Linked DNA regions of Homo sapiens: regions 1 and 2 are each linked to region 3. The links are chromatin contacts, found by Hi-C in ENCODE. All regions are on one chromosome and are shown on one strand. The core of a region is the stretch at or near the end of the contact, and the rest is flanking DNA. Distances in the headings are between cores, read along the strand shown. Region 1 holds the start of ECPAS (Ecm29 proteasome adaptor and scaffold). Region 2 holds the start of DNAJC25-GNG10 (DNAJC25-GNG10 readthrough). Region 3 holds the start of ABITRAM (actin binding transcription modulator).

Region 1 (3,745 bases), core at 632-3,131, 2.5 Mb after region 3:
TTTCATATGGAAATTCAGAAGCGGCTTTAACAACGTAAGCTTCATAAAGCTTGCAACACCTCACCCATGCTTTATTCCATTTAAAACCCACATCATCTTCAAATAACACCTTTCTTGTTTTTGCCATAAACTGAAGGGCAGCATTGGGAGAAAAAAAAAAAGGGAAAGAAAGAAAACCCTTGGGGGGGAGAACACTCAAAACGCAATCAGAAATTATCTCACATGTCCTATGTCCTATGAAACTTCGGTATTTATGACCCCAGCGTGGGTCCGCGGCGCCCCGGAACTACACTTCCCACAAAGCATTGAGGCGAACCCCGGCGGCGGGCGGGGCGGCCTGGGATTCAGGGTGACCACCGCTCTCCCCAGACAGGGACCGCCGTCCCCGGGAAGGCTGCACCGCGTACGATCGAGGGGGCACTAACTCTCCTTTCTGAAAGCGCTGTCACCCCGTGGTTTCTCCTGCGGTTCGACCGGCGACCCTCTCCGCCCTCCCTGCTCCATCTGAGGGTCACCGCCTATTCGTGACCTTTCGGCTGATTACTAGAGTGTCACAAAAAGGCACCTTCTCCCCCTTCCCGAAAGCTCCATTTCTATAACTCAACCAGCCGTCGGGGACCCGGGGCCAGGCGGGGTCAGACGGGACGGGCGGACACTGCCCGTCACCCCGGGGCTCCGGCCCTCCCGCCAGCCGAGGCTCAGTGGGCAGGGGGCTGGGCTCCCCCGACCCCGGGCCAGGGCGGATCGCGGGCAGAGGTGGCTCCGCCCGGGGCTCCGGTTTCAATTTCGCAACGTGACGGTGCAAACCTGAGGCCTACAAACGCCAGCGGCGACGGTCCGCGCCCCGCCCGTCCGCCAGGCCCGGGCTCCCCAGCTCCCCGTACGCCGCGGCCGCCGCCCGCCCACCGGGCCTGGCGCCCCAGCCCTCATGCGGCCGCCGGCCCCCGGCACCGCGCGGCGCCCGTTCCGGCTCGCGGCCGCAGGTTCGGCCGCGGCACTTACTCAGCTCATCCTGGGAGGCGGAGGCGGCGGCCGCAGCCATGTTGCGCCGGGGAGGGAACGAGGGAGGGGCTGGGGGGGCAGGGCGCGGCCGGGGGGCTCGCGGCTCGCGGTGCGGCAGGGGCCGCGAGCCGCCTCCGTTCACTCGGCGCGGACCGCGCTGTGCCCCGAGGCCCGCCCGCCGCCGCCGCCTGCGTCCTCCGCGTCGCGAGCGTCGCCCTTCGCTGCCCCCGCGAGCTCGCGACTCGGGCGCTCCCGCAGCCTCGCGCCTCTGCGGAGCCGCTGCCGCTGCCGCCGCCGCCGTCTGTGCGGCCGAATCCCCGTGCGCCAGGCCCGCGCGGCGGCTCTGCGACTCCGCGCCGCGCTCGCCCAACTCACGCCGGTTTTATATTTAGAAAGAGCTGAGCCATCCTCCCAGCGGCCCCCCCGCCGGGCCCCTCGCGCGCCCGCCCGCCCTCGCTCGCTCGCGGCTCGTCCTGCCCACCTGTCGCCGCCCGCCCCGCGTGCGCTCCCCGCGCGGACTCGACACGCGGCGGCCTGTGCGGGCGGCCCGGCCTAACCGCGCCGCCGCGCGCGCAGGGCCAGTCCCCCGCGGCCCGGGGGCGGGCCTCTGACCTGAGTCGGAGCCGGTCTCCATGCCGCGGACGCTGCGCTCGGCGCCGCGAGGTGAGGGCTGTAGAGCGAGGCGTTCGGCGGGCCGGGCCCCGGGGAGCCGCGCGCCGCAGTCCGTGAGGGGCTGGGCCGAGCGGGCCCGGGCTGCCCTAGCGGCCGGGGGAAATCCTCGAGGCGGGGCCGGAGCGCCCTTTTCCGAGGTCTGCGGCTGTCACGTTGGCTGGGCCCGACCTGGGGAAACACGCCTGTCCAAAGGAAGAGACGTGGACTCAGAAAAGTAGAGCCGGGCTCGGAGTCGGCGGGAGGAAGCCCCGCCCTGCGCCTCCCGCCGAACTTCTCGGCCCCGGCGCTGACTCAGTCCCGGACGAGCCCCTGCGCCGCAGCGGCCCCCGACAGCCCAGTTCTGGTGTGGAGGTGGCTGGTGCTCCCAAAACGGCTAGCGGGAGCAGGGGGTCCACTCAGCCCTGCAAAAGTTAGATAAGGCAAGATTCCTAAAGTTCACATGGAAGTATCTATGCCTATGTGAGCTCTGAGATTTTGTTCAGATACCCTATGTTCTTTTCGGTAACTAGAGTGATTTATTTTCGATATGCTGATTTTAACTTTCTGCCTTCGCTTTGTCCGTGAGGTCATGTACACTTGCAAAATGAAATTCAAATTCAGGGGTTGCATAATTGCTGTACTTTAAGTGATGGTACTGTCATAACAAATTAGATACAAGATCAGATACTTTTTTTATATAAGAAGAAATCAAGTCTTAAATAGATTGAAATTGCATTTATTCCTTAAAGCAGAAATCTATAAAGCCCTAAGTAATGTCTTAAAAATGGAATATATGTCATTCCTGTTGTAACATAGGCCAAGTACAAGGTACAACACTGAAGACATTTTTATTTCCTTTATTGTTTTTGTTATAGAAATTATACATGATCTTGGGCCGGGCGCGGTGGCTCACGCCTGTAATCCCAGCTCTTTCGGAGGCTTAGGCGGGTGGATCACGAGGTCAGGAGTTCGAGACCAGCCTGGCCAACATGGTGAAACCCTGTCTCTAATTAAAAAATACAAAAATTAGCTGGGCGTGGAGGCGCGCGCCTGTAATCCCAACTACTCGGGAGGCTGAGGTAGGAGAATCGCTTGAACCCGGGAGGCGGAGCTTGCAGTGAGCCGAGATCGCACCACTGCACTCCAGCCTGGGGGACAGAGCGAGACTCCGTCTCAAAAAGAAAAAAAAAAGAAAAATTATACATAATTTTTGTAAAAAAAAAATGCAAATGATTTGGAGTATCATAAAATTAAAAGTGAAAGTCCTTCCTCCTAGCCCCACCATCCCACTCTGCAGAGAAATTATGACTAACAGTTACAGTTAAGTGTGCAGAAGACCTTTTCTCTGGACATATATATACAGCCCCATGTATGGCTTTGATGGGGACAGGTTTCTACAATAAAGTTCTGGATCAATTATTCCTTCACACACATTGTTCCATGTTAATTCAAAACACTGCACTACCATCACCCTTTTTTGTTTGTAACTTCATACTACACTAAGTTAACCAACCCCTTTTTTCATGTATGCTCCTCTTTTATTTGATGTTGCCTCCAAAATAAATACACAATGAACTACTTACAAACAATAGAGAGGTGTATACAGGTCTTCTCCCAACTGCATACCCACCATCCCCCCTCATCCCACTCATGCCCATAAATAATCCCTATTAACAGTTTGGTGCATTCAACCTTTCCTTACTGTTTCCGTGACTATAGAAAGTAGCTGCACCAAAGACTGGTTTGGGGAAATTTGACTTCCCATAATTTCAAATGGATCCTTCCAAAGCCACCCCAGATAAATACAGAATCTGAGTAAAAAACAATGGGTTTGTTATTTTATTTTATTTTTATTCATTTATTTATTTATTTTATTTTATTTTTTGAAACGGAGTTTCGCTCTTGTTGCCCAGGCTGGAGTGCAATGGCGCGATCTCGGCTCACCGCAACCTCCGCCTCCTGGGTTCAAGCGATTCCCCTGCCTCAGCCTCCCGAGTAGCTGGGATTATAGGCATGCGTCACCACGTCCGGCTAATTTTGTGTTTTCAGTAAAGACGGGGTTTCTCCATGTTGGCCAGGCTGGTCTCCAACT
Region 2 (3,604 bases), core at 598-3,097, 2.7 Mb after region 3:
TATTGGCCTTTCCATTGCTCTTAAGATAAGGAACAACTTCTTTGACATGGGATAAAATGACCCTTTGCAACTTGGCTTTCTCCAGTTTCATCTCCTACACTCCTTACCTCTACTCCTAGTCATATAGGTTGTCTTTCATTTTTTGAAAAGCTTTATTATTATTTTTTTCTTGCCCATGGCTCGTTTCTCTTCTTGGTACTTATTTCACACTCCCTTGTCCCCAAACTCCTCTCTAATTCACATCCTTCAAGCCATTCTCTATTCGTCCTCCAAAGTCAGTTTAGCTGTCAGCTCCTACTGGAATTGATGCTTGTAATTGATCCCGATCCTAATAATTTCAGGAGACCCTCCCATGTGTTTCCATTCATTTTATCTTTCTCATTATATATATATATAAGCATATATATAAGCCATATATAAGCATATATAAACATATATGAGATACAAATGTAAATAAGCATATATGATACACAAAATTGTTATTATATATATAACTTTTGTATCTCATTACATATACATGTATCTCTCTCATTACATATATAACTGTATATGTTGCTATATAGTCCCATGCAATATTTAGTGGGCTGAGGTGAAAAATAGACACATATATGTTATATATGTAATGACAGAGACATATATGTGTAATGAGATTATATATATTATATATGTAATGAGGGAGATATATGTAATGAGAGATATATATTTATTCAATGAGAAATACAAAATTATAATGTATATTCATTATGTATTATAAGTATATAATGCTATGTATCAGTATTTGATTTCACTTTATTAAAAGAGTTGATTATATCTGAACGTTTATTTATTTGTTACTGACTGTCATCCTCCATCAGAATATATGCTCTCTGAAGTTGAGCTTCTTGTTTACTTTGCTCACCACTGTATCCCCAGTGCCTAAGTAACAGTGCCCGGCTCAGAGTAGAGACTCAATAAACATTTACCAGATGAATGATAGAAACAGATTTTTTGAGGCAAAGTTTTTCATGTTGCCATATAGTCCCATGCAATATTTTGGACATACTTATACTAAAAAATTATTATCTGAAATTCAAATGTAGGCCGGGCACGGTGGCTCACGCCTGTAATCCTAGCATTTTGGAAGGATCGCTTGATCCTTCCAGCAGGTTGTCCCGGGAACGCGCAGCCCAAGGTGGACGCACAGACCCGCGTACAGAGATTTTTTATTGTCATGACTGGGGGTGGTGGCACTACTGGCATTTAGTGTGGAGAGGCCAGATATGCTGCTAAACATCTTACAATGCAAAGGGCAGCCCCTCAAAGGCAAAGAATTATCTGGTCTAAAATGTCAATAGCGTGGAGGCTGAGAAAAACTGAACTAGATGGCTATGAACTTTCAGGGTCCCTACCTAGTACACAGGCAGCGCCTAGAATTGCTAAGTTCATCTTCCGTTTGGAAAGGCAGCATGGGGTTAGTGAGAGGAAGGCGCCCGGGGCTGGTGGCTGGCTTTAAAGGCCTACGTGCAAATCTTCTTGACGCTGATAACGGGATGCGAGAGAGCCAGGTAGGTTACCTATTGCAGCAGGTCAAGTGATGATGTCGAAAAGGATGCGTGTGCCGGACACTGTGGAAGGTAAAGCGCTCCGCACAGCCCGCCTAAGTGCGCCCGGGACAGAGCCATCCCCCAGGTGCTACCAAACAAATCCTCCAGCTGCTGGTACGGGGAAGGTGTTCAGTGACACACCGGAAGCAGCCTAGTGGCTGAGGCGTCCTTCTCCCTACCAACGGGTTGCGAAGGAAGTAGTTGCTGTAGCCGCGCCCTGTGCGCCTGCGCGGAGGCGTCGGCTGCTGACGTGTAGCTGGGGCCAGACGGGACTAGCCGGGCGCGCGGCTGAGTGCTGCAGAATCGCTGGGGTGGCAGAGCCGCCAGCGAGGCTGGGGATGGGGGCGCCGCTGCTCTCTCCCGGCTGGGGAGCCGGGGCTGCCGGCCGGCGCTGGTGGATGCTGCTGGCGCCCCTGCTGCCGGCGCTGCTGCTGGTGCGGCCCGCGGGGGCCCTGGTGGAGGGGCTCTACTGCGGCACGCGGGACTGCTACGAGGTGCTGGGCGTGAGCCGCTCGGCGGGCAAGGCGGAGATCGCGCGGGCCTACCGCCAGCTGGCCCGGCGCTACCACCCTGACCGCTACCGGCCCCAGCCCGGAGACGAGGGCCCCGGGCGGACGCCGCAGAGCGCCGAGGAGGCTTTCCTGCTGGTGGCAACCGCCTACGAGACACTCAAGGTGAGGCCTGCGGGCGTGGAGGGGCTTCGAAGACTGGCCGCGGGAAGCCCACGGCGCCTTCCGACCCCGGTCCGCGGAGCGTGGGCCTCTGTGACCCCGAAACTGAGCACAGCCACCACCGCGACCTTTAAGATACTCACGTTTCCCACGTGGCCCTGTGAAAGAGCCGAGTCGGCCCCACGGGGCCTTGGGGGGCACAGCTAGCCTCCTTGCCCTCTTCCTTTTTGTGACATTGTTATGCAAAACTTTGGCCATCTTACGATTTCGTGAAAATATTTTAATAACGTGCATTTCACATTCGAAAAGCAGGGTGATCATTATTAGTAGGATCTGGGGTAGCCCACAACAGGGAAAGTCTCGAATATCAAGTGACAACTGTGATCGCATCAGTTTGATATGACAGAAAATTGGTTTCTGGAAATAGTGTTAATGGTGACGCTTAGTTTGGGTTTAAGGAACTAAGAAAACACTGAGAAGAACAATGAACACCAGTCAAAAGGCTGGATGTGAGTCTTTGCTGTGACACCCCTGTATGACCTTGGATAGTGACTTATTATGTTGAAATAGCTGTTTCTTCATATGCAAAATTAAGGCCATGATACCTCCTCTCAGAGTTATTATGGGGATTAAATGATAAGTGTGCGAACCGCCCCCCTTTCCATAGGATCCATAAATAGGTGCTTAATGACTTGGGTACAAAACTCTGAGAATTTCTAGTAGGAAATATTTTGTGAATATGTATTTGTATTTCATTTGACAGGTTTTATTGAGTCTTGTGGGGATGAGAGATTTAGCCCGATGCTGTTTTCTTCTACTACTGCAAAAAATCAAACCATCTAGGACATCACGAAGTATAAATCGTACTTGATGGTGGTATTACTGCTTGAAGGGCCCCATCATACTAATGCGTCAGCGATTGTAGTTGTAAAGTATTTCTTTTCTAGCCTTTTTTTTTTTTTCCCGAGGCAAAATTTTCTATGTTGCCAGGTAGCCTGCTTTTAATGATTGTACTTTGAGTGGATATAATTTTACCTTGGATTGTTCCTCCAGATTGTTTTTCCAGAGCTGAAAATAGTCAAGGAGCTAACAACTTTATTGATGCCTTCCAGAGCAGTTTGGATAATTTGGAGTCATAAAATGAGTGGTGGAGGGGCGGGCCCTGAACTAGGTAAACTAGGTGAATTGAACTAGGTAAAATTTAATTTACCTAGTTCATTAAATTCTCACTAGCGTTAGTGAGATTGTAATTTTTATTGGCAGTTAACTGAGGGATGGCTGGGGAACTGGGAAAGTGCTGAGGCCCCAAAGGGCTTTGTTGCCGATTATGTAAAAAGTGATGGAAAAAAG
Region 3 (3,471 bases), core at 211-2,710:
TAACTGCTTCATTTTCTTCCCTTGCTCCTTCGACTATCCACCTCTTGGCTAGACATCACATGCATGATTACATATACCAGGTAGATCACCAATACGCTGATTAGGCCTAAATGCCTAGCCCTGACTGAATTAGCCCAAACTTACCACTAAACCCACATTTTCAACCTCCTGATAGAATCACAAGCATGTCTCACATGCACATCAAATGCGACCTGGAAAGCAAAGAACTTGCTATTCTTCCCCCAAATGACAGTTCCCACTATTTGGGGACAGACCATTTCTACTCTATGTCCCCAAGCTGAAAAACTGTCTTTGCTGCCTTTTTGCTTACTCTTCATACGGATCTATTCATTGATTAGTTCCGTGGCTGTCAATATACAGTTGAATTCTTTACGATCCGGTTTGTGGCCTACATCCAACACCGACTGAGCACTTGCTAAGTACTGGGATCTGAAGATTACTCAGCCACTGTCTCCACGGAGATCATCGTTAACGGGAGAGAAAGCCACGTAAAACACCACGTTAGATGGAGAAGCACAGAGGACACCACCTCCACGAAAAAGTCTCACACGCGAGAAAGGACCCGCACCACAGCACCCGAGCCTCTATTAACCGCCGCCTTCCATCGTGAATTAATACTCTCGCTTTCAGCGTTATTATCAACCCCCTGCAAGCAATCAAGAGGCTGGGTTAAGTCCGGCTGGAGGGGCAGCAGGCATCCCTGGGCTGTCGCGCCTCCCAGCGCCCCCGATGGAGCAGGTGGCAAGGCTGCAAAAAGAATTTAAGGCTCTAGGAAAGAGGTGGTGCAGCCCGCACTCCAGTCCCCGGCCCGCAGCAGGCAGAGGAGGCTCCGGGTCTCCTTCACCCGGACACCGCCGGCGGAGAGGTCCACTCCCGTGCCCCTACCCTGGATGGATCGCTTACCTGAGGACCCCCAAACAGAGGTGCGTCCGGCCTCGCCTCCCCAGCCACGCGCAGCCGGCTACCCAGAGTCAGCTCCCACAGTCCGCACCCAGAGTCGGCTCCGAATTGCGCACGCGTCTCTGTCCGCGGCTCCCGCTCTCTCTCCGACGGCACTAGGCCTCCAAGGATGGAGGCGCCCTCCAGGGGAAAACGCTGAAGCGCTGCAAAGAAGCCAGCGACTCAATGGGTGCGTCAACTAGGCAGCCGCAGCACTGGGAGTGCGGCGCGGGAGTGACGTCACCAGGCGGAGGGGGCGAGGCCGGGCCCGCTTCTGGTCACTTACGGCGGCCGGCCTTCTTTGTAGGCCTGGCACCGTAGAGGTAGAGGAGCTACATTGGCCGCGTCCCCTGTCCCTCTGCCCTCTTGCCCATCTGCCCAAACTTTTGTATTTGATCTCTGTTTTGATGTCGAACCCCAAAGCACTGTAATTGGGGGGGGCGGGGGGGGGGGTGGAACCTGCGGACCTGAGAGCAGCGCGCGTGCGCACGACACGCGCTGTGCGCCGGAAGAGCACGCCCAGTCCGGGCTGCGCGGAGGAAGCGCTGGGGTCCCGGAGGGCGGGGGTGGCGGCGCCGGAGGTCGCCATGGCTACCGAGCCCGAAGCCGCGGAGCCGGTGGTGCCTTCGCTCGTGGATCGATACTTCACTCGCTGGTACAAACCGGGTAAGTGCGGAGTGATGTTGATCCCTCCTTGGCCGCACTGGCCTAATGCTGTGTAGACTATGTTGACAGATCATAAGCCACGCGCGCTCTCCCTGGCTCTCCGTCCCCACGTCAGAAGGCACTGGACTTCTGTGTTCCGTCTAGCCCCAGGGAATGGCATTTGCAAAGACCTGGTGGCCTGAAATACTTCAGGGCGCATTCTGGGGCCGGCGATTGCAGTGCGAGCTCTAGGGTGTTGCTCGCAGTAAGATGAGTACTCTAAACGGAGGCCCCAAAGGTAGGCGGAGGGCTAGGTTGCAACAGTCCTTAAGTGCCTGGAGGGATTGAGGGGCTCACTCTCACAGGGAGTAGCGATACATAAAATTATTTAAATGATCAGATCGAAACTAAGGTAGAGGCAGTAGGGATGGCGAGAAGAGGGTGGGTTAGATTAGAGACATTTAGAAAGAAGAAGAATCTATACATTTACCTTAAGAGACGCCATCTGCCACTTAGAAGTAGGTATTCTTTTTGTACTGTTTTGTGTAAGCAGAACCAGTGGTGGGAGCATCGTTGGGGACTCTCCTTTCTTCCTTTCATTCAGTGATAATGGTTATACTCAGTTTAAAAAATATATATTGTAGCATATTTTCTGTTGGCCAAACATAGGGTGACCAACCTGTCCTAGTTCACCCATGACTGAGGGGTTTCCCAGAATGTCGGACTTGCACCAACATCAGGACAGTCCTGGAAACCACCAACAAAAAATATATATCATAAAGAACGGGATGCTAATTGCATTTTCCTAGCAAAAATACTACGTGTACTCATTTTGAAGTGAGTGTAAAGTAAGATGGAGCAAGGAGTTAATTACCTTAATGTTGAATAAATTATTCTATCTGGGCCAGATCTCTTTAAATACTTTCTAGGAAACCTTTAGGTATGTCTTTTTGAGTAATGAAGGGATACCCGTGATCAGCATGCAGCATGTATGTGTCCAGTCTTCATTATCAACTATATGACCCAAAGAAAGTACCACATAGTGGTAGTAAATATTGATTTCAGCCACCAACAGACTCATGTATTCTTCTAGATGTCAAAGGAAAATTTTGTGAGGACCACTGTATACTACAGCACTCTAACCGGTAAGCAAATTGGGAATTTTAAATTATCAAAAATTTTTTTTTCCTGGTATTGTAGCCTGGTATGGTCTTGTGGTCTTGGATTGAACAAATGTTCACTAAACAAACATGCATTAATTATCTTCTACTGTGTTGAAATGGTATTATTATAGGAGTTTGTTTGGCAAGAATGAGTATTCCAGTGCCTGGCCACTCTGAACATATAAATTTGATTACTCAAACATCCAAATGGAGGACCACATCATCAGCTGCTACTTGAAGTGGCCAGTCTGTGCCCAACTACTGAACTGTTCAGAGCCCACAGAAAGGGCTACGGTAGAGACATGTATGGTATCTCGTATACACAGGCATGCCTTATTTCTTTGTCTTCTACCCCAGTGCTACCTACCTAAAGACCTCTGGTACTCTTCCCTTTCCTGGGAAAGAAATTCAATCTTGTTTTCTCTTTTATTATTGTATTCTCTATTCTACAGTTATGCCCCAATAGTAGCCAAAGGAAAAAGGGGGAAGATGATAGTTTGACTAAACAAATACCAGTTCATACATTCTTGTTCCAATAGGAGTTATGGGAGGAAAAATTATTCCAAGCAATCACACAGGATCAACTTTTTCTCCTTGTAGAATATGTGTCATCACATTGGCAGAATCTCATCCAGTTCTTCAAAGTGGAAAAACAATTAAAAGCATTTCCTATCAGATCAGTACCAACTGTAGCAGACTTCAG

Evidence for each region. Hi-C counts contacts between places; a loop is a spot of excess contacts on that map. Pooled maps may share reads with other maps.
Region 1: a loop to region 3 is called in a map of CD8-positive, alpha-beta T cell, with 5 times the contacts of the local background. The contact joins the promoter of ECPAS here to the promoter of ABITRAM in region 3. A Hi-C loop is called at or near these places in 1 of 168 maps with a recorded cell type or tissue (CD8-positive, alpha-beta T cell), 1 of 37 single-sample maps with no recorded cell type and 10 of 50 pooled maps.
Region 2: a map of CD4-positive, alpha-beta T cell shows a loop between it and region 3 (14-fold over the local background). The contact joins the promoter of DNAJC25-GNG10 here to the promoter of ABITRAM in region 3. A Hi-C loop is called at or near these places in 4 of 168 maps with a recorded cell type or tissue (CD4-positive, alpha-beta T cell, CD8-positive, alpha-beta T cell and naive thymus-derived CD4-positive, alpha-beta T cell), 1 of 37 single-sample maps with no recorded cell type and 11 of 50 pooled maps.

What each region holds. Positions count from the first base shown.
Region 1 is chr9:111,482,502-111,486,246 of GRCh38, forward strand. ECPAS (Ecm29 proteasome adaptor and scaffold) reads right to left here and starts at 1,882. Exons shown (of 50, transcript NM_001364929.1): 1 at 1,615-1,882. RefSeq lists silencers at 512-931, 1,202-1,321, 1,442-1,981.
Region 2 is chr9:111,629,487-111,633,090 of GRCh38, forward strand. It overlaps DNAJC25-GNG10 (DNAJC25-GNG10 readthrough), which reads left to right and starts at 1,848. Exons shown (of 3, transcript NM_004125.4): 1 at 1,848-2,257. The coding sequence starts at 1,922. DNAJC25 (DnaJ heat shock protein family (Hsp40) member C25) reads left to right here and starts at 1,848. Exons shown (of 4, transcript NM_001015882.3): 1 at 1,848-2,257. The coding sequence starts at 1,922. It overlaps LOC107987116 (a long non-coding RNA gene), which reads right to left and starts at 1,717. Exons shown (of 2, transcript XR_001746897.2): 1 at 1,554-1,717. RefSeq lists enhancers at 1,712-1,801, 2,532-2,581 and a silencer at 1,892-2,181.
Region 3 is chr9:108,932,940-108,936,410 of GRCh38, forward strand. It overlaps ABITRAM (actin binding transcription modulator), which reads left to right and starts at 1,461. Exons shown (of 6, transcript NM_017832.4): 1 at 1,461-1,626; 2 at 2,699-2,750; 3 at 3,369-3,471. The coding sequence starts at 1,548. It overlaps ELP1 (elongator acetyltransferase complex subunit 1), which reads right to left and starts at 1,185. Exons shown (of 37, transcript NM_003640.5): 1 at 925-1,185. RefSeq lists an enhancer at 428-657 and a silencer at 1,408-1,687.